2 separate regions of the Mus musculus genome follow, and region 2 is linked to region 1. A link is a loop called in an ENCODE intact Hi-C map of the cell type or tissue named here. Cell type or tissue: left cerebral cortex. All regions are shown on one strand. Links, peaks and the distances in the headings refer to the core of each region. The heading gives the core; the rest is flanking DNA.

Region 1 (16,122 bases), core at 4,071-12,070:
ATAATTCCACCCCTGTCCCAGAAGTCACAAAACAAAGCTGCTTGGATCAGACTAGCAATCATTAAACGAAAAAGAACTAAATAATAAGTTAAAAATAGAGAATGTGTTCAAAGGAAGCAAGAAAGTGTTGCTCATAATCTCTCTGTCCTCTTCAAAATAGACACCTTTCCAAGCCTCACCTCCCATTCAAACTGAAAACTCCACTACTTTTGAAACAAATAATTCCACATCAAGTCCATTTCAAAAGAAGCCCCTGGCTCCTCCCACAAGCCCCTTTACCTCGCTGAAGTTAAGAAAAAGTCAGAGCCCGGTGGCATTTTTCTCCCCAGCACCCACTCTGCAGCTCCTTCAATGTGAGCATCTACTCGTCTTAATTACCGTGGGCTTAAAGGAAACTGACACATTTTAGCCCCCATGCCTCCAAACTGAAAGATTGAAAAGATTTTGTCCAATTTCAGGGGAAACGGAGGTGCGTGGGCTCACCCTGTAGTTTTCAACCCCTGCAGTCTCTCTAGAAGGTTCTCCACAAGTACGGATGCCACGTGGGTATCCAGTGAGTGGGCGGGGAGTGGCCCTGCACTTTCGCTCATCTCTGGTCTTCTCACAGGAGTGTTTATAGATAGGTTAGCTGGGGTACAGCAAAATCCGTGGGTGAAATGTTCCCATACATCCCCAGGAGCTTGTGTGTCACCACCATAAGTAACGAATTCAGCGTATGTTTAGAGTGTGGGGTGAGGCAGGGACGAATAGGTCGCGCGTGAAAAAATCCCGCGTGTGAATATACACACAGAACTCTTTTCTCAAGGAGCAAAAAGGTACAATTTCGTCTTCCCGGGTGGAGACTGGCTTAGGAATTCCCGGGCGGCCCTCGCCACCAGCAATCGCGATACTGGGACGGATCTCTGGGACCAGAAGAACTGGACCGCAAACTAAAGAAACCAGCCTTTTCTGGAGCAAACGGCGGGTCTCCATGTCAAAGTAAAAATATATATATATAAATATAAATAAGTGTGTAGGGAGGGGGAAACCATTGGGGGGGTGAAGGATGCCTGGGAACAGAGAGCGGAGCTTTGCCGCTGGGGCGCAACTCGGACCGGGGCACTGGGTGTTTAGAGATCCGGGACCCAGCCAGCGGTTGGGCAGCCACCGCACGACCGGCTGCGCCGCCCCCTCCCCCGCCGCTTCCTCTCGCTCTCCCAGCCCCTTCCCCCACATGTGGGTGACGTCAAAATTCCGCGAAAAAGCAGCGTGTTGGCTCCCCAAGCAGAGGCGTGGTTCCATTGGCCCACAGTCCCCACCCCCGGCTCCCCGGGGAGGGACCAGGACCCCCGACGCCGCCCGCCCGACGCCCCCCACCCTACCCTAGATTTTGCTGGCAAATTCACTTTTAAAGAGCAAATGAGTTTCCAGGGCTATTTTCGGCCGGGTGAGGCGTGTCCTGAAGTTGAATCAGACAGGAAGACGGGAAGTTTGGGTCTTTAACTTTTTTTTTTTTTTAATCCAAGGGGGAGATGCGAGGTGGGTGAGCCGCCTGCAGGCCCTGGCTTCTGAATCCATTCCCAGCTTATCCTCTGCCACGAGGGCTCTACCTGGGTCCGCACCGACACCCACCCGAGGGTCGCTACGATGCACAACCTGGGAGATTGGGTTCACAGGTCTGCTGTCGGGTGGCTCCTGAGTATGCTTTTTGCACTTTAGGCCGCTTGGTCCCGGTGTGGGAGCCTCCAGCCTGGGCTCTTCATTTCTCAACTCTGCCCCACCCCCTCCCCTTTCTTGCAGTTTAAACCGGGTTTTCATGTCTTCCCCCACTAATCTTTCTGAGCCTTTTCTTCCTTAAGCAACCATCGGGTCTGGGAGGTTTGATTGCCTGACCACCCATTTGTCCATGAAGTAACACGAACAGTGCTCTATTCTTCCGGGGAGCCAGGGAAGAGGCGATGACCCCCAGTTCCTGGACGGAGATGTCCCTGCTCCGAGGTGACGGGATCCGAACCAGCAGCACGCCGGGTTGGAGCGTCCTCAGGGTCACCTGGCTGGCTGGTATCCGCCAGGTGAGCTTGTTAGAATGTGTGCCTAGGTGGCAGGTTCCTGCAGAAATATGCCTATAAACACCCAACACCCGGCTGCACCTTACACCTACAGGCTTTGTACACTTTCCAACCGAAACTGCTAGGCGCAAGAGGGAGGGAGACGGGAGGGGGCACGTCCTGGAGGGATGGAAGTTCGGGAAAACTCGTATTTGGCTGAAGTTTATCACTCTACCTGGGTCCTACCCAGTAAAGGATCTTTCCACCTTCGGGGGTTTAAAAAAAAAGTAGTGGTGGGGAGAAAGAGCTCTTATTAATCCTGGCGCCACCCCCGCAGCAGAGCACACTCGTGCTTCTGCACACCCGAGTCCACACGCAAGGAAATAAGTACACTTGCCCCTAAGGCATACCGGCTTTTCCCATGTGCTAGCTGGCGCACTTTTTATTTAAAAAAAGAAGAAAGAAAAGAAAGGGAAAAAAAGAAATGAAGATTTTTCAACACGTGGTCAGAGTGGCAACCGACAGAGAAAACACAGTCCCAGTCCCAACCTCTCCAGGGACGTGCTGCCAACCTCCGCACCCTCTCACGCCGCACCCCACGTGCGGACTCGCAGCGACGTTCACCTTCGGGAACCCTCATTAGTAGGAGGGGGAGGAGGATGGGGAAGCTGACGCAGAGGGCCTCTCCTGCAGGACGCGCTTTAACTTTCCCATCTCCAGACAGAGGGGCCTCCGTCCAGCGACCCTCTTCCCCCCTCCTCCGCAGCCCTCCCAGCCTCAGGCCACCTCTCCCACCCCCAAGATCCCCTCCCCGCTGGAATTTCACTGCAAAGCCAAGAGTGGGGGATGGAAGAGGCGAGGGGCCCTCCGCTGGCTCTGGGAGAACCTGCCACCCAGACTTTATCCTCCGGGTGGGCTAGCCCCGACGACGACCACCCGCCTCTTTTCCGCCCCCGAGCTCCGGATGCTGTCTTCACTGGAGATGCGGAGGAGACTAGCCTTCGAGTGGTGTGGGGGAATAAAAGGATGCCGCCCCCCCTACCCCCCCCCCCCGCCGCCCAGCTTCTCTGTTGAGGTAGATGAATACCTCAGTACAGCTCTGACGCCCCGTACTTTGTGCCCCTCTGCAGGAGCAGTGTCAGATCTGCTCCTTGGAGGTGGCCCTGGGGAAATTTTGAGTAATTGCTTTATGGGGTCATAAAGCATAAATTCATATATCTGTGCAGGATAACACCGAGACCTCTATTCGGGAAACCCATCTTGATTAAACCCCACAGGTGATGGACAGAGTGCACTAGACAAGCGTCACCTTGGGCGCAGGACGGTTCCGTCTTAAGTTCGCAACTTGAGTTTTTCAATGAGTTCTCCCCCACCCACCTCCGAAAGCTAATGGCTTCCATTGCAATTACACATTTTCCTCGCCCGCCCCTTCCCTCCCCTTTCTTTACATGCAGTAGATTGGATACTAATTCCCGCTGCCATTGATAGGGTCCGAGGAGCCCAGGCCCCTGTGCGGGCCTAGCCCGCCCGGGTCCCCGCTCTCCCTCCGCCCTTCCCGGGCTTCCTTTTGATGTAGCGGAGAAGGCTTCCTACTTTAAAAAAAAAAAGTAATCTGCCCGGTAACAATCAGCGCGCAGTAGCAGGAGCCCCAGAGCTATTGGCTATGCAAATAGAGGGAGGGGAGACGGCGCCCCAAACTCATACTCACCCTTTTAAAGTGATATCCCCTCCCCCCGCCCACCCCTTCCGCCCCACCCTCGTTTAAAGGGGCTGGCCCAGGGCTGGAGTTAATCGCTTGCACCTCGGCTTTATTGCCTCCCCTCCCGGGCCTTTCCGAGAGCCCACGGGTGGTGCTCCCACAGCGTGCCACCCCCTCCCCCCCCCAGCCTCAGCCTCCGCTAGCCTTAAGCGTCCCTGATCATCCCCCCTTCTTAAGGAAGGAGGGACTCAGTGCCCCCCCCCGTGTGCCCAGAGAGGTGCAACCCACGCCATGCTATCTGCACGTGCCAGCGTGGCCACCATGCGGGGGCCAGTGGTTCCTCGCCCCTTCCTCCCTCCTTTAATATAGTTAAAGGCAGGGTGGGAGCAGGAAGGAGGTGAGGAAACGCCAACGTGTCCCCCTCTACCAACAGCCTTGACCACAGGATGCTTTAGAGCACATGTCAGAGCCGACCCCAAAATCCTGGCGGAAGGATGAGGCGCGAGACCCCACGGGGTCGGGGATTGAGGGGTGCAGGACTCAGGAGCCCCCGGGGAAAGGAAGGGTGGCCTTGCTGGCGCAGGGAGAGCCAAACCTAAACCCTCCCTCTCCCCCTCCCTGGCCCCTCCCGAGCCATTTCCTAGAAAGCTGTATCAATGTGGCCACGCTCCGCGCAGACACCTAGGGCGGCTTGTCAGCAGATGCAGGGGCGAGGAAGCGGGTTTTTCCTGCGTGGCCGAGGCCCGCGGAGGAACCGCTGCTAGCCCTGCCCCCGGTCTGGGGCCGCTCTGAGAGGCTGGCCGCGTTGCCCAATGGCGCCCCCAAGAACAGAAAGGTTTCTGCAGGAGGGTCATATTCTACTAGGCTTAAGAAGCACCCCTTTCTCCAACATCCACCCCTTCCTCCTCTTCCTCTCCACGCACGTGGCTCGGGGCGGACAACAGCTTGAAAGTTATCAGGAGTCTAAGCTTGAGGGGCATAACCTTTATCCCTGGTTTGGCGAGGTTGCAATTTTCTCAAATAAGCCTTTCCTTGTTCCTCATTTAGGGGTCTACTTCTAAGTTATCTGAACTCATCCACATGGTAAATCTATCTACCTGAATCTTGAATAATGGGCTGTTTTTCTGATCACATTGCAAGCCTCCGAAGTTAGAGAGCACACACGTACACACCCTTTATGCCCCCATGGTATGCCTACAGAATGTCAGAAAGGATAATCAATAGGAATCCATGGGGTTTGTGGGTTCCCCTATCCGAGGCCCCTAGCATGCGGGGCTGGATGGGGAGAGGGCCTCGGAGAAGTAGGGAGAGGGGTTGGGGGTGGGGAGCGGGGATCGTGTTTGAAGTTTGGTCAGGCCAGCTGCTGTGCTCCTTAATAACAAGAGGGAAGGGGGGGGGGAGAGGGAGGGAAAGATTGAAAGGAGGGGAGGGACGCTAGAGGAGGGGAGGAAAGGGGGAGGAGGAACCTGAGAGGGGGAGGAGATCTAACTGCCCTTCCAGCTTGCGTCACTGCCTGAGCGAGAGAGGAGAGCGAGCTGAGGAGAGCCGGGCAGTTCGGAGGGAAGGACCGGTGCGAGTCAGGCGGCCCTTGAGGCTCCGCTCGCCCACCTTCCACTCTTCTCTCTCTCTCTCCCTCTCTCTCTTTGCCATTTCTTTCCTCTCCCAAATCTCCCATTCAGCCAAAGGAAGGAGGTAAGGGAAGCACTCCCCGACCCCCCCGCACCTCCAAAAAATAATAATAATAAAAAAAATTTACAGTCGGGACCGAGTGGTGGCCGGCTGGCTATGGAGCTGCTGTGCTGCGAGGTGGACCCGGTCCGCAGGGCCGTGCCGGACCGCAACCTGCTGGAAGACCGCGTTCTGCAGAACCTGTTGACCATCGAGGAGCGCTACCTCCCGCAGTGTTCCTATTTCAAGTGCGTGCAGAAGGACATCCAACCGTACATGCGCAGGATGGTGGCCACCTGGATGCTAGAGGTAGGTGTGCGGGCGACGCTCTCAGGGAGAGGCAAGCCCAGCCGCTCCATCCCTACCTCCAACACGCAGAGATCCTAAAAACTGCGGGAGAACTACCCCTGCGCTGGCCTCCCCCGCTCGTGCGCGAGGTAGCCCCGCACCCTTGGGCGAGACGCTAATTCTGTCCCTTGCTAGATTAACTAGTGGAGGAAAACTTGGGTGAGTGAGGATGTCCTCCCCCCCCCGGGGGGTTGGCATCCCGCGCGTGTGCCTGCATGTGGCTTCCTCGTCTTCCCATCTCCATTTCTGACCTGTGGTGTGGAAGCAACCCCGGCTGCCTTCAGTGAGGCCCCAGAGGGTGTTGCGACCTAACAATCCATACCAACATATAAAGAGCCCCCCCCCGCCCCCGACTCTCAGGGTTGGGGCAAACCGTCTGAGCCTTAGGACTCCGCGTTGGCACTTTGGCAGGAGGTGGGGGTGGGGGAGAAACAGGGAATTCAGGAGAGCCCCGGAAGTCATACTGAAAAAAACGTGCGTTTAGGGCAATCTGAAAGAACCGCTGCTTTAGCCTTGCTTGCAATCTTTGCCGAGAGAGCAGGGTGCCCACGTATGCACAGCTCTGGACCTGCCGTGGTTTCGCCATGTTGCTTTGCAAACTCCATTTACAAGGACTGGCAACATTCGCCGGCGCCCCCACCCCCTCTCAGCACCCCATGATCCTGGGCACCCTCTTTCTGATCGTGCCCTCTTCCCCAGCCCTCGGTTCACCAAGGTTACTTACAGTTTGGCTGCTTCTTGAGCGCGCAGATTTGGGTGGGGTAGGAAGCGGGGGAGGAGGTGTGTAGAGCAGGCTAGGGGGCACCCCCAAATGAGAGGTCAGAGTCCCGCATGCCTCCTGGAGGGGGGTTCCCTGGTTTCGTCTCACCCAACCCCCAGCAGGCACAGCCTTCCTAGCTACTGCCCTTGTGGGCCGCAGCCGAACACTCCGCAAGTTTCCCCCACTGAGATCTAGAGCCCCTGGGGTGGAGATACCGACCTTACGGACACCCGAAACCTCTTTTCCAGGGAGCCTGGGACCTCTCTGGGGTTTTCAGGCCCACAGAGCGTTTCTAGGATTTTCCCTCGATTTTTAATAATTTTTTGAAACTGCTCCCCCCTGCTCCGACTCCAACTGCGGCGGCCGGCCGAGGCGCGCTTCCTCCTCCTCCCTCCCCCTCTCTCCTCCACCCACCCACCGAACAGCGGCCCCTGGACCGCCGAGACCACCCTGGACATTTTTTTCAATTGTCGGGAATGGTAGAATAGGATCTGAGGATCCGAACGAGACCAAGAAGTAGACTTTCGGAGCTTCCAGAATATTTTTATTGATTTTTTGAAAAGATGACGAAATCCAAAAAAGAGTGAGTTGGTGTGCTGAGAAGTGAGCCAGAGGGAACGGCAGGCGGCGGCGGCTCTGGGCTTTGCCTTGGGGTTTGTGGAGGTTTTAGTTCATCACCTTTTTCAGCTTTGCGGGAATACCCGAACCCCAGGAGCCCTTCGGATTTACCCCACCGTTCTCATCTCTATTCTTACTATCCTTTCTACTCTCCTCCCCCTCCCCACACACACATAAAAAATTCTTTTTGTTATCTCAGATTATGCTTTTATTTTTCTTTTCCCTCTGTTTCTGATACTAATTTTTCCCTATCCCCCTCGGACCCTACCCCACTCTTGATTGTAGGTCTGTGAGGAACAAAAGTGTGAAGAAGAGGTCTTTCCTCTGGCCATGAATTACCTGGACCGTTTCTTGGCTGGAGTCCCGACTCCTAAGACCCATCTTCAGCTCCTGGGTGCAGTGTGCATGTTCCTAGCTTCCAAGCTGAAAGAGACCATCCCGCTGACTGCGGAAAAGCTGTGCATTTACACCGACAACTCTGTGAAGCCCCAGGAGCTGCTGGTAATGCCGCCCTCCCTGCTCCTGACTCTGCCCTTCCCCATCACACTAAGGCCGCCACACTAACCAAGACTGTAAGAAAAAAAAAAAAGATGTCCTTTAGTAGGAGAGAGCTAGTCTTCCCACATCAGGGAGTGAGCAAAGCTATCAGTGCCTCATGGAAATTCATGAGGGTGAAATTCTGTTGTGTGTGTGGGTGGGGGGGGGGCATAAATAGAATATTCTAGTTAATGATGTTATAATTAAGGTCCAGATTTCCACTGAACCCTGAGAACACGGTCTGATTTCTCACATTCTAGTTTGTGTTGTTTCCCAAGACCCTGGAGGTGTAACAGGTAATGTCTTAAAGACCAATAAAGTCTCATGGACAAACATAGTAGCTGATCACTAAGTACCAACAAAGCACTAAGTATGAACATATTAACTTGGATGCAAAATCAACATCTGCCTTTCTATTGGTGGATCTGAAGCATGAGAGTTCAGCTCCAAAAGGCACAGTGACCTGGATACAGTCCCCAGGGGGTCCTGTCTTGGTTTTCTCCCAACCATCTACCTTTTTTTTTCTCATGCACTTCCCCCTACCCCCATGTTAATGCCACACACTGAAGGTTCTGCAGCTCTCTTTTACAGTGGTTTGCACACCTTGCACTGGTGAAAGAAGACCACCCCCTCTATCGACTCCCTCCCCCTTGCTGCCATTGCCTGGGCCTGCTTAATCTCCTGGGCAAAGACTGGCTTCTTGAACTGAGCCCTTTGTGAGGAGCCGTCCTTTCTGGGTCTGTGCTGCCACCTAGTGGCAGACATGTGCAAGGCTGGGGGAGGAATTGCCTAGAACGCAAAGAGGGGCCTGAATGACTTCACCTTTGAAACACTGCCAGATTTCAGCTGCTTCTGGTTTGGTGTAAGAGGCCCCTAAAGGTGCTTTCTTCTGGAAGATCTGCTTCTTTCAATAATGGTGCCAGAGGACGAGTTTGTGCTCACATTGCCCTGGAAGAAGGAAGGGTTTGGGATTCAAGCCATTTCTGATTTTTACGTAGTTAAGGAATTTTTTTTTTTTTATCCTAACTTCCTGCAAAAAACCCAGGCAGACTTGAAAGCTTGTGGGGAGGAAAAAAAAATAAGATTAGAATTGGAGGCCAGCTTGTCTATTCAAAAAGAAAAAAACAAAACAAAACAAAACATGAAAAAGAATCTTCTATGTGTCTGGTGTGCTGGAGGACTGGAGGTATTTTTCAAGACACCCTAATTTTTCCAGGACCGGCAAAGCTAACTCAATTCTCCAAATAAAGTGTGCCAGCTTCCCATCTCCTCCCATCCATAAGTTATGCACCCTAGAAGAACCTTCCTATTTTACACGTGAGGGGAGCTTGCTCCAGGAAACACCATAGCTGGTCCAGCTGACAGGGGCTTTATAGCCGGTCCCCAAGTTTAGCAGATGGAGCCAGGTGAACTGAAGAGTCAGTCACTGCCCGGCAGTAGTAGCATCCTGCGCTTTTGAATCCTACTGATTGACCAGGATCATTTCCTTTTGTTTGCACCCCCCCCCCCAACGAAACCAAAACAAACAAAAATTGGGACCTTTGCATAATTTCAAGCTAGCCTCAAACTTCTAGCCTTAAAGAGGTAGAATCCCAGACATGCACTTCCAGGTGTGCATCTCTTTGGGGTATTATTATATTTAGTCCAGTTCATTTGAACATTATTCCCCATGTTTATTTTACAAAAGGAGAGGCACAAAGTAGCCTACTAGTGGGGTGCAGTGGAGCCCCCTAAAAGAGACCGTTACAGCCCAGTACATGGGCTGACCCTGTTTAAGCACCTCCACATTGCCCCAAATCATAGTGTGCAAAATGGAGTCACAAGTGACCACCTCAGGCCCTTTAGCCATGAAGACAAAGGCCAGTGAAGATTTAGGTGAAAGGGTGAGTGTCATATCCCAAGACTTCTTCATGGTGTGTCAAAGGGGAAGGTGTTGGCAGCAGAGAGGGAAAATGATACTCTTCCCCCACAAGGAAAGGCCAGCGAACTGGCTGCCAAGGAGTTGGGCCAAGGAGGCTTCTGCTATTCTGCATCTGTAAGCATCATTTTTTTCCATGAGGAGTAAAGAGACTTAGCCAACAAATTCTCACCGCAGCACCACAGTGGCCTTAGCTAGATCTTACTATAGGCCCACCTTTCTGAGTGGGCAGGCAAGAACATTTTGTGGAGTCAGGGGTAGGGGTGAGGTAGGAAGAAAACTAGAGTAAAGGCTGGTCTTGGCAGTAGTTACCTGGCCTCTCATTATTTTCAGTGGAGCCTGACTTTTTTTTAGCCCAAGAAGAGCCAGGAGCAACTTCAAAGCATGAGGGGCACAGTGACAGATGAGGCTGCAGTGGAGCCTTAAGGAGCATCTTCAGAGCTGGCCGGGAACCCAGCCCCCAACCCGGGCCTGGAGTCAGTCTATGGATTCTTAGAGCTCTGCCCTCTTCCTCCCACCCTTTGCAGGAGTGGGAACTGGTAGTGTTGGGTAAGCTGAAGTGGAACCTGGCCGCAGTCACCCCTCACGACTTCATTGAGCACATCCTTCGCAAGCTGCCCCAGCAAAAGGAGAAGCTGTCCCTGATCCGCAAGCATGCGCAGACCTTCATCGCTCTGTGCGCTACCGGTGAGAGGGGGCTCACGGGGCTTCCACGGGGCCATGGGAGGTGGGGTTGGGTGTCTAGGCAAGTCTGAGTAAGCCAGCCTGGAGCCTCGCTCGTGCTTTCTCGGAACTAGAACATTTTCTCTCTCTGCTTCACTCGTAAGTTCTTTATGAGGGCAAGTATGGTAAGGGGAAGGGAGTCGGTGCCTGCTAAAATATTGTTTATGGTGTCTAAAGTGCCCTTTGAAGATTATAGATACTGCTCTCTGGTTGTGTTTAAATCTTTAATCTTTTGAGGAAAAGGACGGCTTGGAGATAAGCCCTAAAGGGAATTTAAGGAAGGTGGGGGCAAATATAGGTTAAAGGACCAACGACAAGATAAACATGGTGCCCGCCCTGATAAGGGGGAAGGAATTCCTTCACCGTGGAGCTGGTTTATTGCCTTCTTGCTGTTTCCTGTTGACAAGGGAGTGAACCTTTAAGCAAAGATCCGTTTATTCTGAGCTCTGGAGAGGATTTTTGATACATAGCTTTATTGGCTTCACACCTGGGTAGAAGACCCTAGCACAACATTTCTCAACCTGTGGGTCGATACATCCCACAGGGCTTACGTATCAGATATCCTGCATATCAGATATCCTGCATATCATATATCTACATAAGAAATCACAAATAGCAAAATTACAGTTACAAAGTAGCAACGGAATGGTTTTATGGTTGGGGGTCACCACGGTATGAGGAACTGTATTAACGGGTCACAGCGTTAGGAAGGTTGAGGTTGAGAAGCGCTGCCCTAGAACCTTGGGAATTCGGGGGCCAAGTGTCAAAAGTTCATCTCCTCAGGGTTAGCAGGTAAAGAAAGAATTGATCATGAGTGGGGTGCAGCTCAATTCATCCAGGGTTGTTGAAATGTGTTGATGTGATAGGGGGTGGGGGGAGGTGGAGTGTAACATTTTAATTCCTTGTAACATTTAATTATGTGTTTGTATAGCTGATGCTATAATGAACAATAGGGCCTGTGCTTTGTTGGAAGTTCAGAGGTCAGGCAGACTTCGTTACTTAGCACTGAGTGACCTCGCTCAGGCTGTTTGACCTCTCTGAAGTTCATCTGGGATCTGCAAAACAGGCCTTTGGATGTATCCTTCCCTAGCCTTGGTGGAGTGGGCAGGGAAACTGACCCACAGAAAAGCAAGCCTGGAGCTTCCTGCGAAAGTTCACTGATGTTGAGAATGGCTCCAGTTAAGGTGGATGCGGAAATGGATACAGCCTCTCACTGGCGTGCCGGATTCCATCTCCCTGTTTTAGAGGGGTGTGTGTGTGTGTGTGTGTGTGTGTGTGTGTGTGTGTGTGTGTGTCACGCACACGCGAGTGCGTGCACGCACTCAGTTTGCGTTGGTCCAGCAGCCCTCGGGGCCCTGCATCAGGCCTTGTAGCACACTTGTGGTGTCCCAGCTCCTTCGTGGAGTCCCCTGCTGTTCCTACAGTCAGGGAAGAGGATGACAATAAGAAGCCCCAGCCTTTGCTACGCTTTGGACAGCACTTTCAGCTCCCTGCTCTTCTCTTGCTGACTGGCCTGGGCTCTAGAGGTCAGTCCCACACTGACCTGCAGTTTTGTTTCCTAGGAACTGTCTCTTTCCTCTTGCAGTGATTCAGGGTGGGGGAAGGGTCAGTCAGCCTTTTCTCTCTGGCCCTAGGACACCTAACCCCCCGGACTCATAAATTCCCACATCACCCAGCTGCCAGTGGCCAGAGTCCTGCTTTGACCTTATCTTTTGACCAACAGGTCTTGGGGGGTGGGGGGAGGCTTTCACTTCTTCCTCCCTGATCTTGCACTGGGGTGGGGGTAGGGCGATAGGTGGAATTACTCGGGCTTGGATGGATTCCTCCAATTCTGTATAGACCACAGGTCCGTTCTGTGTTCTTGGGGATCCCATCCCCCATTCTTGGCCATCTTGTCCAAATCCTTGGGGCAGCTGCCAACTTTGGGGCCCAAATATGGAGCCTGGGATTCAGTGACTAGGGGCAGAGGCCCAGTGGGAGGTAGGGGCAGTCAGAAAGATGGGCCTGTTGGGGGCCTTGACCTAGCTTTAGCCAAAGAGTGGGAAGGGGTCAGAACCATGTGCCAAGTACTGCTCCAGAGGCATGGACTGATGAGAAAGTGGCGGAGGTGCTCAGGCCTCCTGGGGCTGGAATGGGTGGGCCTGACCACAAAGCCCCCATGTCTCTTCTGGTCTGCATTTGGGGTCCTGCATGTGAATAAGCTTTGGAGCCCTGCCGGTATGTGGGTGTGGAAGGGTGGTGGAGGGGAGTGTTGGGGCCAGCAGACAGGCAGTAGGCTGGACAGCCTAAACCCAGAGGCCTGCTGCTCTTGAGGACGTTGAGCTTCTGGGGCCAAGATCTAGCGAACCCAAGTTCACTAGCACCCTTGAATAATAGTAGGCTCAGAGCAACTCAAGGACCAAAGATGGGAGGGTGCTCTTGTGTGCCCCATCACCTCACACCCTCAGTCTCTTAACTCCAGTCCTGAATATTCCACCCTGAACCTGAGGATGGCCCAGGGTTTTGAGGGTTCACAAAGGCGTGGGAAGGGGGCAGTCCCTGAAGAGGTGGTAGGTAGCCAGCCCTGGGGAGACGTTGCTAGTTTAAGGGAAAAGCCAATTGTGAAAGAGCTGGCAGTCCCTCCGAGGGGGCGTGCTGAGCGTATGTGTGTGTGAAAGGGGAAGAGAGCGTGGGCAGTCCGGGGGCCCAGGGAGGGAAGAGTGTGGCCGACCAGCAGTCTTCCTTTATGGGGTTCTGGGGTAAGGTTGGTGGCAGGGCAAAGAGGTGTGTCCTCCTTTCCGATCCAGCCTACAGTGGTTTCTGAGAGAGAGGTGGTCTGGGATTGCCTGGAGCTGCTCTCCCCGCTGGCCTTTGTGGTGGAGGAATTTTAGGTGGGGTGAGAGTGTAACTGCAGCTCCAGCCCAGAACGTGTGGCTCTGGAGAAGGCAGAAGTGGACTTCTCTCTCCTGGAGGGCTCCAGGTCAGCAAACAGGGCAAAAAGCACCCCCTCCCCCCTGGGGGTAACCAGGAGGCTACCATCAACCTTACCATACTGAGCACATGATTTCAGTGGTATTGAGTTTAAACTTGGTACAGATACCCCACACCTGCCTCTTTTTGCATTGGGAGTATTGCTGTGGCTGCTGGACCCAACTCCCTGTGTAACCCTAAGGTAGGGTAGGAATCCTAGGGTACAGCCAGTCTTCTCTTAAAGGTGTTCATTTGATTTCCAGACAGTGGTGGCCCTGAAAAGTCTGGGGACTTGACTCTTGTTCTAGAATGTAAGCCAAGCCTCTCTGGTGGCCAGGAAGGAAGAATGAGACCCACATTTCCACAGTGCCTCTGAGCTGCCCCTAGAGGGCAGTCATAGGGCTGGGCGGGGGGGGGGGGGGGGAAGAGTAGCTTGTCGAGCTGAAGTTCTGTAACTGATATCGCTATCTTGCGCCTCATCTGGCCCTGAGATGAATGAGAGCTTTTCTCCAGCCACAGCTCTCTTCTCTCCCTTCCACCAAGCTAAATCGCCATTAATAGTTATTGCCTTAAACCATAAAGGATAGGTTGTGCTGAACCCTTCTGGGGGGTGTCAGATGTATGGATGCTAAGTGACATCATGGGTGTCCTTTGCTGTCCAAAGAGCACCCCGGGTCTGTCTGGTTCTTGAAACCTGCACCTCACCACAGGTTGAAGGAGAGGAAGAAGCCGAGACATCAGACTTGTTGGTTGGGTTTCCTCCATCACAAACCGATCTCCCTCCCCCTAGTGGACAACAAGAGTAAAGCAGCCTCCGGGAGCCTTTTGTTAGCACTACTCCTGGCTCCTGCTTTTACTCCATATTAATAAGCTCATTGGGCAGGACCACAGCATCCCACTTTTAAATCCCATCAGTGTAGAACAGTTTGGCCAGTGAAATCTCATGGTTTTTTTTTTAAAGTGCAGATTCCAAGTTGGTGGTTATAGAGTGCTTCTCCTGATTCGGGAGCCACCCCAGACACCCAGCTGCTTCTGTGGAGTCCTGGATATTTGGTACCACGAGGAGGTGGCAGATGAATCTAGGGCCCATGTGGTTGGCTTCTGGGCAGGAGCCCTTTTATGTTTCCTTTCGTGGCATGTAGGAGAAAACGTTGAGGGTTACTCTAAGCACAGACTGGATTGGGGTCTCTTTAATCAGAGGTCCAGCACCCCTAGTGAGTGAGCAGTGGCACTGAGCAGTCGTCTGACACCCCAAGATTCCCATCCTCTGTACTGGGTCCTTTGCCTGCTCCCACCAGGAGGGAGAAGGTCAGGCCTGAGGCTCCTCATAGGAGCTTCCAGGCTCTGGGTGAACCACACCAGAGTCAATGTGGACTGGTGGCAAGCAGGGTGAGGGTTGGGAGCGTGGGTGACCGATGTCTGGCATCTAAGGTTTACCCTGAGCCAGGTTCTATGCGTGAGTTAATAGCATCGGCTCTTGTAACTAATCCTCAGGATAGCACGGTGGGAAAAAAAAAAGGTAAATTAGTACTTTTGATGTTGTTTTTCAAGATAGGGTTTCTCTGTATAGCCCTGGCTGTCCTGGAACTCACTCTGTAGACCAGGCTGGTCTTGAACTCTGAGATCTTCCTGCTTCTGCCCCCTGAGTGCCACTACCACCCAGCAAATTTGTAGGTCAGAAAAATTCCTTTCAAAGATACCCATAGAGTGTAAATGAAGCCAAGTATGACACACCAAACTGGGTTGTACTGCTGGGTAGTAAACTGGCTACCCAGCCATAAGAAACTGCTACTTCTTGGGAGCACCTGTTTTTCCACTGGGGAAGGAGTAGATGTGCGTACTGGAGCATGGAATAAAGAGCCAGTCAGACTCTGCCCAAGAAGGACTTCTTTCAGTACTTAATAAGGGAAGAGGTAAATACCCCCTCCCCGGCCTGACACCTGCACCCCAGGTCAAGCCGCACACCCCTTCTGGCTCCACATGCTAACCCTGAGTTGGTTTTGTTAGCAGTGTGACTTCAAAGTTCTGCAGGAATGTTGGGTGAACTCCCTATCTGATGCCCCAGCACGAGGGGGGGAACTCTGAGAGCACTTCAGTGCCCTGTCACTGACAGGTGCTCTCACCCAGGGCCTCTGTGGGCCCAGGGCCATGGGCTGGCTACCTCATCTACACTATGAATGCCACACACAGCAGCTAACAAGTTTATTAGATAGAGAATGTCTCCTGTAACCCATATCGGGGAGACTTACAACACATCAAGAGCCAGGGAGGGAGGTTGGCTTCATCACATCAGCCAGGATAGAGAAGACATAGGCAGGGGTCAGCAGCCAGAAGGAGTTGGGTGAAATCCCATAGTATATGGCCCTCAAAGTGAAAGTGATGAGCGGTGGAAGGAACAAAGCCAAGGAGACAGACAGATGGCCAGGCCTACCTGGCTCCTGGGATTGAGCCCAGGTGAGCAGGGGAGTGTGTGTGGTTCGCTGATTTGTGGGGTGTCTAAGAACAGTCGAATCACGATGCTGAGGTACAATGCTGAGGTACTGGCTCTCTCTCCATTGTAAAAGCCTCTCTGTGATGCTCTGCTGCAAGAGGGCATTGCCCGAAGAGAGGGGAAGAGTCCAGGTTGCTCTGAGCGTGCCGTGTTCAGCCCAGGATTCTCACTCTGAGCTGATGTGTGACTCATGTGTCCCTCTGTGCTCTGCCTTCAGTCTCCACTGGACTTACTGGTGTCTTGGTACAACTAGAGATCATTCACTGGAAAGTGGACCCCATTTCACAGCTGCCACTCGATGGTGACACTGTCAACTCCTTAATCTGTGAGCCCCAAGGCAGGGGCAAAGACAAGATCAACTTGACAGTTCCCAGGTTTCATTCC
Region 2 (16,122 bases), core at 5,518-13,517, 69 kb before region 1:
TTTTCAAATGAATATAAAAACATGGACTTTTTTTTAAAATGAGAAATCCTCTGGTTTTAAACATTTGCACAACTTGAAGAAAAATTAAAACAAACTGTATGTGCCAAATGAAACACACCTGTGGGTTTTATGGGCCAATGGGGTAGGCAATTTGAAAGCTGCAAGTTAGAAAGGTTATAAAGCCAGGGGTGGAAAGTGGGTAGCCGTAGGCAGAGATGGGAGCCAGCGAATGAGGAAAATGTTCAGACTTATTAAGGAGACCAACTGGCAGTGGAGGCCACTGGAGGGTTGTAAATGCGATCAAGTTTCTGTTTAAGAGGACTGCTCTGGTTGCAGCCTAGAGAACCATTGGGAAAGAATCTGTGGTGTAGGTAGGAAGACCATATTTAAAAAGGACGGTGACACATAGGTGAGTTGTGCCAGGGCCTGCCTAGTCTCCAGTGCTAGGGGAAGATAGTCAGGGATGCATTGGAGAGCAACTCTGGAGTTAGCCTGAAATCTCTATCACGTGTCCTTTCCTAAAAAGAAAAGACTGCTTTTTCTTTTTTCAATTTATATGTCCGTATGTGTGTATCTGAGAATGTATGTCACATGTATACCCAGGGTGTCATATCCCCAGAATTAGAGTTATAGTGAACACCGTGAGGATTCTGGGAACTGAACTCACATCCTCTGGAAAAGTAGCCAGTGCTCTTTAACCACTGAGCCATCTCTCCATCAAGTCTTTTTTTTTTTTTTTTAAGCAATATTGTTTTATGGCAGCACTAGAGCCTTAGGCATGCCAGGCAAGTACTCTACCACCGAGAAATACCCTTTTCTTTGTTTTTTCTGACTTTTAAGTTTTAAGAGAAGGTTTTGCACTGGCCACCTGAACTTGAGCTCACTCTGGAGCCCAGGTTGGCCTTGAACTTATAAACTTCCTAGCTCAGTCTCCTAAATAGCTGAAATTACAGATATGTACCACTAGATACAGGTGTTCTCTCTCTCTCTCTCTCTCTCTCTCTCTCTCTCTCTCTCTCTCTCTCTCTCTCTCCTCTCTTCTCCTCTCATCCTCCTCCTCTTCCTCCTTCTCCCCCTCCTCCTCCTCTTGCCTCCTCTTTCGTGTTGCTGTTCTCTTTTGAGATATGATCGTATGATCGTGCTATGTAGCTGGCCTGGCCTCAAGCTTGTAATCCTCCAGCCCCAGGTTTCAGTATGGTGGGATAACAGTCCTGTACCACCATACTTAATTTAATCCTTTTACTTACTGATATTTATGGATTCTTGTTTTCATACTGTTGAGGATAAAACACAGGGTCTCACACCTACTAAGTCGGTGTTGTTCAACTGATTCCAACCTTAATGCTACAAAAACTATTCTTAGCTCTCAGCTGCACACAATCCAGTTCTCACTGGATATGACCATAACTAGACTTTGCAGCCTTCTGGAATTTTCTGGGAATAAAAGGACAAACTAAAGGCATTATAAACACACAGAGATTTTAATAAATTTCATTTATATATGGAAATCAAACAGCACTCAGATCTACAAAAACAGCTGATTAGAAGCTATAACAAAGGAAAGATCCCAATTAAAATAGCAACAAAAATAAAACTCTTGTGTAAACGTAACAAGAAGTATACAGGATTTATAGTTTGCAATTTTAATGCAACTGAAGGACACAAAGGCCTAACAATGCTAAAATTTGCCTCGTTTTTAGATTCTTATCATTATAAAGTTGTCAAAAATAGGGGACCTATAAATTTCATATGATCCCAATAAAAATACCAAAAGGACATTCTGGAGGGAACTAAATAACTAGTATTAAAATTCATGTGGAAAAATTATCAAGAATAACCAGGAAATTGGGGGGGGGGGTTAGAGTAACGAGGAAGGCTAAAAGTACCAGGTTTAAAAACTGATTGTAACTCCTTGATAATGAGAGCACTGTGACTGTAAAGACCATGCAGAGCCAGTGGAAAAACCCAGAAGCAGATTCAGGGGCACAAGAGAATGCTGCACATGGCTTGGATAGTGTTAGTTCACAGGCAAGAAACAACAGCCGTCGTTACACCTGTGTCAGCAACTCCAAGAAAGATTCTGACCTCTGAAAGATTTAAATGAAATCATAAACTTCTTAATCAAAGTAGATGTTAGAACTCTTTCACAATCTCATGTGAAATGATGGTAGGTTAGTGAGTTTTAGTCTACAAAACGTTTGTACAATATGTATAAAGCAAAATAATAATAATCATTTATTAATATATTGATTATTACTATAATACATTAAATGTTATTGTTAGTTATAATTAATACATTATTATTAGGAATAATAATTATTACCCGGCAAAAAGCCAAGATATATACAATGACTGGGGATTTGAACTCACGATAGACAAATGCTACTTTCCTTAATTACTAAGGTTTATATTTTAAGACTTAATATATAAAATGATACAACTAATAAAGAGAAAAAACCCAATAACCTAACGGGGGTGTTAAAATGGGGACAGTTAAGAGAAAAGAGAAGCCATGCTGCATGACTGCCTGGCCAGGTAAGTTGTGACCATTGGTGCAATGTTTCCAAGTCAGCTATGGCAGAAGAATTGCCTTCTGATTAGAACTGAAGCCCGCTCCACAGGACAGAATTTGCATCTGGCAGAATAAACCTGGGCAGAAGCCCATGGTTGGGAGTCTAACAGGGAATCTACAGCTGCTGTTTTGTTAAATGAACCATGGAGATTGCCTTTGAAATAATTACGTTTGTTTCCGTACGGTCAGCAAACCTTTTTTTTCCCCCACAGTGGACAGAGGTAACTGCATGGACTCATAACTGATCTGAGTGCTGAGAATAAGTGATTACTTAATGCTCACCTATAAACAGTGCATCTACATTATGGTTTCTGAGGTTCAAAGAATATTGTAGAAGAGAGCACAGACAGAATATGAGAGCTGGGGTGTTGTGGGACTTCTGGATATGACTTGGCCACAGCACTCTTGAACTCACAGAGCTGTGATTGTTGTTCAAGATTGGTCATGTCAGCATCCTACTGTGGAATGAGGAGGAACTCAGAGATCTCCATGAAGATCTATAAGCAGTTGATGGTTGCTAGGAGGACAGAGGTTTTCTTCAGTGCGGAAGCTACGGGCAAGTCACCCACACGCCTATAAAGAATCTCTCCTCCCTGCAACCCAAATGGAACTCATTGAGTTGTTAAAAGCATCTTTTAAAGATATGAAAGCAGAAGGGGACTTAGTTGGAAAGCAGAGCAACAGGAATAGGAGGGAGACAAGAGAAGACAGTGATTAAATGTGACCAAATGCATGCATACATTCACAATGACACCCATTGGTATGTGTAATATATGCCAATAAAAACATGAAAATGTGAATCTAAAAGCACTTGAACTTGTGAAAAAGATGCTAATTCCATTTCTCAGGAAAGAAAGGACATCTAAAGCTATAAGAACACCACCTTCTATTATAGAAGGTTGAAAATTTCAACCTTTTGTCTTAGATTTGATAACCCGCTTATAGTGATGTGGGCACAGACATTCAGACACTGTTGATGAGATGACAAACTGGATGCATTTGGGATGATAGGGTCTCACGGTGTAGCCCAGGCTGGCCTTAGACTCATCATCTTCCTGGGCCTTCTGCATGTTTGGGATTGTAGGCATGCACCACCATATCTGCTTCAATCATTTTATTTATTGATAAACACCTTTCTCCAAACTATCTAAATTACAAACTCTACTACCCTTTGAATAAGCTATCTCATTTCTAGGCATCTATTCTGTAAATCTGTTTGCAGTTTACATTCATGAAATGTGACATCCTGCATTACATGGATGAGCCAAGCCCAGTGCATGGGTAAGCATACAGACTGAAACAAGAACTGCTGCGTACAGGTGTTCAAAGTCAGGCTAGGCAGTGTGGCAAGAATCCTCATTAACAGAGACGTGGGAGGGAACAGAAAATACGGTAAAGTACTTTGTCAAGTGAAAAGCAAGATATGGGGAAAGAGGAGGAGGAGAAAGAAGAAGAGGAGGAGGAGGAGGAGGAAAAGGAAGAGGAGGAAGAGAAAGAGGAGGAGGAGGAAGAGGAGGAGGAAATTGGTTGTCTTTGAAGAAAAAAGCCAGGAGGGAGGAATGTAAAGGGGAGTGTCTTCACACTACCTAGCTTTTAGTACCCTATGCATGTAGACCACCTCCCATCCCAAAGTGCATTCTAGTGCAGTCTTCTGATTGTTTCCTGGCTCTTGGTTTTGTGACTCTAGAGAGACTGTGTTGGTGCAAATGTGCACCAGGAGTACCCAGCATCTCTTGCCCAAGCCTACTGGAGAAAGGGGCTGGAGTTCTGACTTATTCGCTCTGAGATCTAGAAGGAGAGACACAGAGGTGACTGTTCTTCTCGTTTCTTACAAAATGCCTGACAGAAGTGATTTCAGGCGGGAAAGGTTCACTGTGGCTGCTGGTTGCCAGTGACTTCAGTCTGTGGTGGTGAAGAAGGCATGGTCGCAGGAACCAGTCCGTGGAAGCACTCAGTGACCAGCTGTTCTCAAGATACCAAACCAGGAAGTGGAAGAAGCTGGACTGAAAGCTTCAAAGCCCTGCTGCCATTGGTACCCTACTACTCTCCGTGACACCCCTGCCTTTAGTACACCCCGATGACACCATTACCCACAGTGACACCCTCTACCCATCCCTCAGTGAAACTCTACCACCAGTAGTCCTACTACATCTACTAATGGTGCCACCATCTCCTAAAACAGTATTCCCAGCTGGAGACCAAACTTTGAACCAGTGAGACCGTGAGGGACATTTCCCAGTCAAAGTGGAACCTCATGCCAGGAGAAACACTAAGTGGTGGAGCTGAAGACAAACAAGTTATCTAGGAAGGTGTGTGGCCCCCTCTGCTCTGTGGGAAACAGGGAGTGAGAGATCTCAGACAGCTGGAGAATCACAATCAAAGGCATGAACATACAACCCAAATTTTTACCTTACTGGAGTCATTGCCTTAGTTAAGGTAAGGTTACTATCGCTGTGATGAAAACACTATAACCAAAGCATCCTGGGGAGGAAATGGGTTTTTTGGCTTACGCTTTCACATGACAGTCCATCATTGAAGGAAGTCAGGGCAGGAACTCAAACAAGGCTGGAACCTGAAGGCAGAGGCTGATGCAGAGGCTGTGGAGAGGTGCTGCCTACTGCCTTGCTCCCTCTGGCTTGCTCAGCTTGTTTATAGAACTCAGAATCACCAGTCCAGGGATGGCAGCACCCACAATGGGCTGGGTCTTCCTCCATTCATTACTTACTAAGAAAAGGCCCTACAGGCTTTCCTACAGCCTGAGGCACTTTCCTAACTGAGCTTCTCTCCTCTCAAATGACTTTAGTCTGTGTCAAGTTGACATAAAACTATCCAGCATTGTCACTTTGGACCTTATAGTCCAGAGAGTAGATTTAATGAATGCTTGTGCAGAGTCTCCATAACCAGGCATCTATGACTAATGAGGATCCCTGGAGTTCACTGGCCTAGTTGAATAAATGGGTGTAATGAGAGACACGGTCTCTGAATGAACGATGGATGAATGAATGAATGAATGAATGAACAAATAAACAAGGTAGGTCTGGAGCAATGGCTCAGAAGTTGAAGACACATATTGTCCTTGCAGAAGACCTCAGTTGAGTTCCCAGCACCCACATGGTGGCTCAGAGCCATCTGTAACCTCAGTTGCAGTGGACTCTGACTCCCTCATCCGACTGGCTTGAACACAGACACACTCGTGATGGGTATGCATATTGGTGTAAACTAGGTTCTCTGCCCGACTCACTGGACTGACTGGCCTTTCAGGAATTCAGAGGCAGCAGCTTGGGTCATCACCCACTGCTGCCAGGAGCACATTTCCACTGTGGCTATGGTTGCAAAGTGTCAGGGTCCCTTTAAAAAGGCCCCAGCTACCCTAGATTGCTTTTTCTGTCAATGTTCTGTCTCTCTGTTTGTCTCTGTCTCTGTCTCTCGTGTCCCCACTCTGAGAAGGCCTTTCACTCTTCCCCCACCCCTAATAAACCTCTTACATCAGACATGTTGCATGGTTTGACTGTATAACTAGCCCCCCTCCACCAAGTCATGCAAAGTTACCCCCAGCTTATCCTAACACACATCTGCAAGCAAAAGACTTACTTGCACACATAAAATAAAAATTCATACTCATGGGCTAGGTGTGGTGGTGTTTAATCCCAGTATTTGGGAGGCAGAGGCAGGCATAACAAAAAGAAAGTACTAAGATGGATACACACACACACACACACACACACACACACACACACGTGCACGTATACTACAAACTTGTATGCATGATCGCCCCCCAACACACACACACACACATACGCACAAAAGACAGACACCTCTTTCCTCCCAGTTTTGAAAGCCAAAAGTCCAAAAGGGAGGTGTGACAGGGATACATCCTCCTGAACCTCTCAGGGAGGGATGCACTATCCTTGTTTCTTCCTGTCTTTGGTGATTTGCTGAGAATCCTCAACCTTGCTCACCTCAGTGAGCTCTCCTCTCCCTCACCAGCTGCACAGCACCCTGCCCTATGCGTCTGTCTCTTCTTCCTCTCTTCTTCTTTCCCAGCTACCAATAGTATTACATTAAGACCACTGGGCTGGAAAGATGCTCAACAGCTAGGATCACATACTGCTCTCTCACGAGACTGGGATTCAATTCCCAGCACCTACAAGATGGTTCACAACCATCTCCAATTCCATTTCTAGGAAATCCAGTGCCCATTTCTGGCCTCTGAGCGCCCCAGGCAAGAATGTGGTGCACAGACATATGTGCAGGCAAACATTCATATGTATAAAATAAATAAATATTAAAAAAAACAACAAAAACCCTACACCAGCAATGGTCTCAGCTAATTCTACCTACAGTCCCCCTACTTGCAAATGGAGTCATGTTCTGAAGTGTTGGGGGTCAAGACATACACATCCTTTGCTTCTTATGCATTTAATAAAGGGATCTCTGCAAGAAGGAAGCAGAGGCAGGTGTGGTCTACAAACGGGAGGTGTGGTCATTCCCTTACGCCCACTCACTACAGTGTTGTCTTTGCTGTGCTTTCCGAGTTGCTCACTTTCATTCTTTCTCAACAGGAATCCCTGCGAAGTAAGTCATTTCCATGTGTACTCAGTAAAACCCGAATTCAGCAAAATGTCTGCTCTCATCAATTCCGAGTATTTTACCAACACCCAGGCAAGAGATCTCCGTTCTTTGAATATTACCCCAGTCCAATAATAGAGCATAAAATACCATCATCCCTTGGTCAGGGATGCGGAGACTGAGGCTCAGAACGAGTATGTGGCAAACGCTCACACGACTCTCCCACGCCCAGAATTTGGCTCCAGAGGGATTTCACGTCTCATGACAAAGCAAGCACATTTTCATTATGTTCACATTATAGAACCATGTGTTCATCGTAAGTGCTTTCGGAGGAGGGAGAATGAGATGTGGGGGAAATGGTCCAGAGTCTCTGCCCCATCCCAGATACTTCCAGGCTGATCCCCTCCCAGGGGCCCCCTCCTTCTCTCTGACGTCTGCTCTCAACATTTTCTCTCAAATGTGTGCATCTCTGACTATTTTTAGTGCTTGTTTTTTATTTACATAAAGAGAATCTCCTCCTCCAAGTTGCTTTGGTACTGACATTTTCCACTTAACAACACCCTGGAGATTTTTTTCCCCATGTCAGCAATGTTCATACCCATCCTGAATGTTACAGAACAACAGAAGGACCCGTTTCTGTTGCTGCTGCCGGGTGTCCCTCCTGACCCGCACCTGTGCTCCAGCTAGCCTGTGGATTTTCAATTTCCCCCCTTTCTCTGTTTCTTTCTTTTTTTCTTTTTGGTGGGGGATGGGTAGGAGAGGTTTGGGGCTTGAATTTACAACCTTCCGCTTGCTAGACACACATTCTACCATTGAGCTGTGCCATCGGCTCCACAGTTTATGCTGATTTGGAACAAGGCCCTGAGTTCTAAAAGGTATGGGCTTCTCCCTTTCATCTCGATCGCTGTCCAGTGTTTCGGAACACAGACCTGCTGTGGCTGAGGAGATGGCTCCATGGGTAGAACCGCCTGTAAAGTGCAGGCATGAGGACCTGAGTTCGAATCTCTAGCACCACATAAAAAGCTGTGGCTGGTGTCTGTGATCCCTGGGCTGGGACAACAGAGACCGGAGAATCCCTGGAGCTTGCCGGACAGCCTAGTCTAATGCATGAAGCCAGATCCCAGTAAGAGATTTTATTTCAGAACACAAGGTGGACTGTCACTGTCATGTAATCCTGTGCTTCTGCTGCTGTCCTTTAAAGGTGAAATGCTCTCCACAGGTTCAGGTGTCTGAACGCTTTGTCCCAGCTAGCGGCTGTTTGTGGGATGTTGTGGAACCTTTAGGAGGTGGGACATGGCTGGAGGAAATCAGTCATCCTGGCATGGAGCCTTAGGGACTTATGGCTCCTGGCTTCCTGTATCAGCATCTGCTTCTTTTCTGGCTCCACTACAGTGGACTGAAATCTTCAGAGCCATAAACCAAAATGGGCCTTTTGTCCCCTGTCATTCTGTCGGGCGTTTTGTCACAGTCTTGATAAAAAGTTTCATAACTCATACCAGTACTCTTGGGTCTTCAACCTGCCCAACAGGACAGTCCCCAGCAGATGAGACCTTCCATAAGACCGTCTGCCCCCAGGAGAGACACCCAGGATTCATCCTGCCCTGCAGTGGGATCCCTCAAAGGAGGCCCAGCTCTCTAGATCTCTCCATACACCCCTCTGTCACTACAGACACCCCTCTAGGACAGTGGCTTTTCACCTAGATAATGCTAAACAAATCTCAGCTTGGGCCTGAGCTGGGATTTGTTTCTTCTAGGAAAACTGATAGAATTGAATGAGGTTGGGACCAAAGAGTTGAGATGCCTTTTAACAATTTCTATAGATAAGTTAGGAGCTGCTGACAGGGGCTGGAGAGTTGGTTCCATGGTTAAGAGCACTTGTTGCTCTTGGAGAGGAGCGGGTTCAGTTCCCAACACCCATATGGTGCTTCACAACCATCTCTAACTTCAGTTACAGGAGAACTGATTTCATTTTCAAACTTCCAAGGGCAGCAGGCACCCACGTGGTGCACGCTCACATACATGCAGGCAAATCGTTCATACCCATAAAGTAAAATAAGCTTTCTTAAAATTCCTGTAAAAAAAAACAAAAACAAAAACAAAAACAAAGGATCTCCCCACCCCTCATTTTGAAACCAGAAGAGGGAAAATGTATACACAAAAGAAGCAGAACAAAACCACCACCATCACCACCAACAACAAGAACAAGAACAACAACACAGCAAGTAAAGAAACTGCATAGCCCTTCCTCCAGAGGCTAGGGGTGCTATTGCCAGACACTGAGGAGCTCCACTGTTAGGCCCCAAACCATCCTTTCCACCAGCTACTTGCTCCCATTATAATCTAGGATTCGTCCACCCTGAGCCCCACCCTATGCCCTCTTCCATACCTCACCCAAGCCCTCGCCTGTGCCTGTGCCTGTGCCTGTACCCACGCCTGCCTGCTTTTCTCACTACTCTCTCTACACACTTTGCCTGTATGCTCTCTCTTGCTCTCTCCACTGCTCCCTCTCACTTCCCCAGCTCTGGTCCTGTGCAGACAGCTTTTCTCTCTGCTCCGGACTCCTCCAGATGCCTCTGGGTCTTTTCTCACTCTCGCCCACAATCAAAACCTTCCCTCTAATGGAGCAGTTTGTGTTGGGAGCACAAACCACCTGGCCATCTCCTAAAACACTCTCTCCTCACTGGGAGCCCAACTCCACATGACCAACCCAGCTTTTGTGTTCCAGAAGACCGCCAGTGTAGAGACGCTAATCTGGGTGACGCATGTCGGTGAAGTTGTGATAATGTACAAGGGAACACTAGGCAAAACTCAGAGTTAACCACACAGTGACTGACCAGCGGCTGGGAATGACAAGGTATCTGAGTCTGTTCATTTGCAACACATTATACCAACGCAGGTGGGAATGAAAGGCCACCAAGAAAAGAAGCCAGCAAATGCTTACCATGATGGCAGGAAAGCAGAAAGAAGCCTTCCCCACTGCTGGCAATGATAAAACTGATGCAGCCACTATGGAAATGAGCCCCCGGGGCATTCCTCAGAAACCTGAAACTACCTACTATGACACCTAATACATACACTCCTGGGCACACACCTGAAGGACTCTAAGTCAGCACCCTACAGAGACACTTACACAGCCATGATTCACAATAGCCAGTTACGATGTCATCATCAGACAAACCATAAAGAAAGTGTGGCTGTTCATCTGCAATGGGATATTACCCAGATAGTAAAAAGCACCGAATCCTGTCATTTACAAGAAAATGGATGTCTCCTCATGAAACAAGTCATGCCTCTCACGTGGAGAATCTAGACTTTTTTTTAAAGAGTTGAAAGCAGAAGACTCTTAGAGACAGGAAGGAGACCTACAGGAGTGGGGAGGGGACCGGAGGACGGGGAAGGGTAGTTAGAGGGTGGATATGATCAGAGTACCTGGCATATATGCATGAGAACGTAATAATGAAACCCATTGATTTGCACAATGAGTGTACACTAATGAAAAAAAAAAGAGAGAGATGCTAATTAGTAACAGGGACACCTTGGGGGCAGGGTCACATATATGAACTCCCTGCACCCCTATCAACTTTTTTTCTTATAAAGACAGAACTGCTACAAAAACTAAAATGTATTTATTAGGGAAAGACTCCCTCATACAAAGCCTTCCTTCTCAGAGCTTCAGCATTCCCAAGAGGCTAGCTGGGATTTTTCTGTCTTTAGATAGAGGAAGGCAGGATGACCGAAGCCCTATAAACACCTTTAGGGCTTCACATATAAATAAATACAGGTGCCCTTATCCCAGCAGCCCCAGCACTCACCACGCACAGAGCCGCTCACCCGAGTCAGCATCCTCTGGCTCCTGCACCCACAGAAGGGGCTGCTGCAGGGGCTCACAAGTTCACAGCCCTCTTCATCCAGGATTCTGTAAGGCCACACAAGGGTTAAGGACCTCCCCGTGGTGGGAACCTCTGATCTTTACTTTTCTTCCTCTAGATTTCCAGGGTCCCAAGACTTCTTTTCAAACAGAGGTTAATCTGATTAGAGCTAAGGTGTTAATAACCTAAATGAGTGCCATTAAAGACCCGAAGATAACATCTGCTGTGTAAACCAGTCCTCAGTGGAGGCCAGCAGCTGGAATGTCAAGCATCCTGCTGGCTCAGAGCTGGGGGAGGAAGTGGTCTCAGGTTTTGGGGGGTCTCCTGCTGTCCCCCAAGTAATGCCATCTTCAGAACAGCAGTGTGTGGATTGTAATGTAAGCCAGTAATGACTCTGAGTTAGACACAGAGCTTGTCTCAGCACCCACAACATCAGCTCACTTGGTGGGGACCTGGAAAGGAAGGTAGTCTCCATTCTGCAGAGGAGGTTTTTAAGCTGGAGTTTGTCAAGGGGACTCATTTGGGGGGGCGGGGCTCAAACTTAGTTTGAATACTACTGTAATCCTTTTCCTTTCTAATCTGTAGCTCCCAACCCACACCCAATCTCTCTTTCAGCAGAATTTATATGAGGCAGGATTTCCATCATTGCTGCTGGTAGGGCGGGGTTCTGGTACCTGCATCCCTCTGCCAGATATGGCCTCCCTCCTCTCCTCCCACCTTCTGGCCCTGCATAGATAAATCACAAAGCAGAAAGCTTTGGCCCTCAAAGACCTCTACCTGGAGCCACCCATCCTTGGGAGCTATCTGGGATCTGGTGGTTGACTCAGTGAAGGGCACCCACCACACATAAGAGCAAGACTGAGTACAACTCATCAGTGCCTTCCATGCACACCTGGGTCGTCTGAAAGAGACCTGAGGCTGGAATGCTAGATATGACAGAAATGAGGTTCCTGCCTTCAGAAGCTCCAGATGTGCTAAGAGAGAGCTGGAAAGACAGGGGAAGAATTGAAGCCACTAACAAGATTTATTTTTTCAAAATGCCACCATGGATTCCGATACTGGGCCGGTTTGACTGACAACACAGTCGATTTTTCTTTTTTCTTTTATTTTCTCTTTTTTCCTTCTCCTCTTCCTCCTCCTTTTCTTATTCTTATTCATAGTCTTTTATTCTTTCAGATAGGGTTTCTCTATGTTACCACTCTAGCTGTCAAAACTCCAGATCAGACTTTGTAGATCAGACTTGCCTTGAACTCACAGAGATATCCTCCGGCCTCTGCCTCCTAAGTACACCATCACCACCTGGGCTTCTATTTGTCTGTCTGTCTGTCTGTCTGTCTATCTATCATCTAAGTATCTATCATCTATCTATCTATATCTATCATCTATCTATTATCTATTTATCTACCTATCGTCTATCTACCTATTATCTATCTATCTATCTATCTATCTATCTATCTATCTATCTATCTACCTATCTATCTATCCATTTTTTGAACACAGTTTTTTTCTACCACTGTGCTTGCTTTGATCGTTGATGGAATTGTCAATGCACACGTAAGACAGCCCTGCCCTTCCCCTACCAGATCCAGTTAAGCTTTGTGTTGCAATGTTCCACATGCTGGTCCAGGAAGAAAGCAACAGGCATCCATTTAATGCAGTCAGCTGTTCCATAGACAGAATGATGCTTGGAAATGATTGCAAACCTCTCCCTGCCATTAATTAGTGATTTATCTGACCAGCATATGTTGATCAAATACCCAGTTTGTGCCCAGGAATGTGCCGAGCTGTGAAGAGCAAGACAGATAACAGTCCTGTTTCAAAGACCTCTCCTCCAAGTTGGGCAGTGGACCCGATCTTGATAAATAGATTGATCATTTATGTAATATGAAGTGACCTCAAGTGCTAGACAGAAGAAGAGATCAAGCTTGGAAAAGGGTAAGAACATTCTATGAGAATATAAATCTGATAAAGGGAACTGTGCCTCACAGGAACATCAATGATGTAAACTACCTAATCAGCATAGCTGGAGCATTTAAAAGTAAGTCCAATGGCAAAGACAAATCACAGTAGAAATGAAGGCTTTACAAACGATCCAACCATGGCTGCGATTTGACTCAGGCTCTGTGCAGGTGGCAGTTTAAGAATTGAACATCAGATGTGGTTCAAACCTCTCTGTCACTTGTGAATTGTGTGACCACAGGACATTTGCATGCCCACTTTAGTCTTCGACTCCCTCAGTTAGAGTCCTGAGAGAATAAATATCTATCTGAAGACAGAATCTTAAGTTATGAACTTTAAAAACAGGAAGTATCTGTGAAGGACTTGGACCCAACAAGCTCTTCAAGTGTATGGTCACTATGGCCATTTGTGTAAGAAAAGAAACACATTCCTTAGAGATGCCTCAGTAGGTATTTCTTTCCTTTAGACTTGCTGTGTGACCAAGGATGATCTTAAACTTCTGATCCTCTTGCCTCGAGCTCTCAAGTGCTCTACCATGCCTGGTTTATGCAGTACAAGATATTGAACCAGGGCCCACCATACATAACTATGTATGCTACAGTCCCATGGAGCTGGTGGGCATAGCATTTGCAGAACCAAGTGTGGCCACATGATGTGAATTATGTAGTCTGTCTTTTGTTACCCCCAGCTTCACCAGTCAGCAAGGAATTTTTCATGCACATGGTCCCTCACCAGCCAAAATGTTATTCTGTGACAAAGGGTATATATTACTAATATTTGTTCCCCACAATTGAGACTGGCCAAACATGTCACCTCACCTCATTATCAGTAATGGTGCAATAACTCAGATCTACAATGTTTTGTTTTTTAACTTCTTTTTATATATGTTCCTTTATTCCATCTATCCCCTGAACCATGAGCCAGAGTAAAGCTTTCTTCCTTTAAATTGCTTCTGTCTGGTGTTTGGTCACAGCAACAAGAGAAGTGGTTGACTCTGTCTTGCATTTGAAGTTCCAACTATGGAGTGCTGCCTGTTATGTTAATCTTCATCTTGTTATAAATACTTCCTGTATTTGAACACTTGTGTTCTAACTATCCAATTGTATTAGAAGCATGTGTACAATAATGACCAGTTGAGAAATGGGTTGTGAACAACTTCAATCAAAATTGTTGTCATTATCATTTGTTTATAGTGTATAATGTTCCAGACACATTACATACATGTTGTTAAAATTCCTTCCCTGAGGATGAGCTGTAAACACCACCTACCCCTTCCCTAAGAACCTCAACCCAAACCAAAGTAGATTTCAGCCAAATTCATCCTGGAAACCAACGACTTTATTAGGCTTATTACATAGCAATGGGTGAGGTGTTACAGGTAGTCATATGGGTAGCCTTAAGCCACACTGAATGATCTGTACCCAGTATGGCTGATAACTTCCCTGAGGCTACATAGATGGAGCTTCCTGCCCTAGTCCTTTTCTCATCTATATACTCCAGCCTCTCTGTATTAATCAGGGATCTCTAAAGAAACAGAACTGATAGAAAGAATATTATACTAAAGGTAATTTATTAGAGTGGCTAACAGGCTGTTGTCTGTCTAGTCCAACAATGAATATCTCTTGCTCCAAAAAAAAAAAAAGGCCATAAATTTAGTAGTTATTCAGTCCACATGGCTGGATACCTTAGCTAGTCTTCAGTCATGAAGAAGTAGGTTCTAACACCAGTGAAAGAATGCCACAGCAGCAGACTAGATGAACTTGCCAGTAAGAGTGAGGACAAGCAGGCAAAAATCAAAGCTTTCCTTATTCCATGTGCTTTTATGCGGGATGCCATCAAAAGGTGTAGCCCAGCTTTAGAGTGAGTCTTCTGACCTCAGATGATTCGATCATGAAAATTTCTCAACACCTAGCTGCTTGGGATTCAGTTGATTCTAGATGTCTTCAAGTTGACAACCAAGATTAGCCATCACAGACTCCTTGAGGCTTTGTACAATTAGATTTTCATACAGATGGCTTGGAGGGCTGCCTGGATACTCATGTGAAGGTCCCATGATGCACTGTGCCCCTTATATAAAAGTAGGTCACAGTTAACATGGTCAGCTATGACTATCTCTTGCAAACAGATCTGATGAAAATGAAGGCAGTTTGGCTCTGAGGATGTCTCTTCATAAACATGTCAAGAAGACATTTACAGAAGAAATCATTTGCCTGAGGATGCAACAGCACAGTTCTCACTGCAAGAGAAATAAAAGAGAATGTGTTCAGAGCCAGATATGTGTGACCATGTCCTAGGAGCATGGGTTTAAGTTGCTCCAAGTGACACATTCCAAACAGACTTAAACTGTTCATAGTCAAAGAACAAAGACAGTCAATGCATTCACCACACATATTAGGGACATTAGGTGGTCTGGTTAATGGAAGCAATAGGTCTGTTAATAACTTATTTAATTAGCACACACCAAAGGTTTGACCTGATAGTCAAAAGGTCAGGTTATAAAGGAGGCTAAAAACAGCTCTCTACAATCTTGGCTTCTGATCTGTATCATTCCCACTCACTCCAGTCACAAAGCTCTAATCAGTCTACAGAATCCTCAACTCCGGCATAGCTTTTCCAGGACACTTCAGTTATGTGCACACACACACACACACACACACACACACACACACACACACACACACACAATTTTAAGAATGAAAGTAGCACCTGAACTGTGGCTAACATCAAAGACTGGTCCTCTGTCTGGCTTTCCTTTAATTCTGTACAATATGCCTACATGCTCAGAGATCTGTCTGCCTTTTCTCCTGTAGGACTTAAATGCATGGACAGTGGTGTTTTCAGCCAAGCTTACACTGTTCCATATCATAAATGAGTAAGTGAGCAGCTATCTGCAAGAATGCCCAATTGGGAGAGGGGAAAGGGAGGCCTTTTTTTCTTGCACATGTATAGGAAGCAGACAGCAGTGTCTGTCTTTCACGAGAGAAGTCCCCTTAAAACTGCTTAAAAGAAACAGACAAAGATTAAAGGGACTTCTTGAACCCTTTACAAAGAGGGGGCCTCTGAGCATTCCCTTACAGAGAGCAGAGACCCATCTTTCAAGTGGTATTGTTTAGACAGTGCCTCACCTCTGTGATGGGATGGGGTCCTGGGGTT

The links. Peaks named below come from ENCODE experiments on the same cell type or tissue, not always from the same donor. Only the 100,000 strongest peaks of a DNase experiment are listed, where the experiment ranks them.
Region 2: a loop joins it to region 1, with 2.1 times the contacts of the local background. A loop is called at or near these places in 2 of 42 quality-filtered maps.

Annotation. Positions count from the first base shown.
Region 1 is chr6:127,140,163-127,156,284 of GRCm38, reverse strand. It overlaps Ccnd2 (cyclin D2), which reads left to right and starts at 5,237. Exons shown (of 5, transcript NM_009829.3): 1 at 5,237-5,703; 2 at 7,406-7,621; 3 at 10,103-10,262. The coding sequence starts at 5,512. 9330179D12Rik (RIKEN cDNA 9330179D12 gene) reads right to left here and starts at 6,896. Exons shown (of 3, transcript NR_040274.1): 1 at 6,722-6,896. In left cerebral cortex, for the core only: CTCF peaks have their summits at 4,564, 7,127 and 8,408 (motif pointing left); DNase peaks (open chromatin) are centred at 6,830, 7,116, 7,485, 8,407 and 5 more places; H3K4me3 peaks cover 3,636 bases; H3K27ac peaks cover 3,343 bases.
Region 2 is chr6:127,210,583-127,226,704 of GRCm38, reverse strand. It overlaps 9330179D12Rik (RIKEN cDNA 9330179D12 gene), which reads right to left. Exons shown (of 3, transcript NR_040274.1): 3 at 14,286-15,205. Among named protein-coding and RNA genes, the nearest start is that of Ccnd2, 68 kb to the right of the region's middle. In left cerebral cortex, for the core only: a CTCF peak has its summit at 9,414; a DNase peak (open chromatin) is centred at 7,376; H3K4me3 peaks cover 363 bases.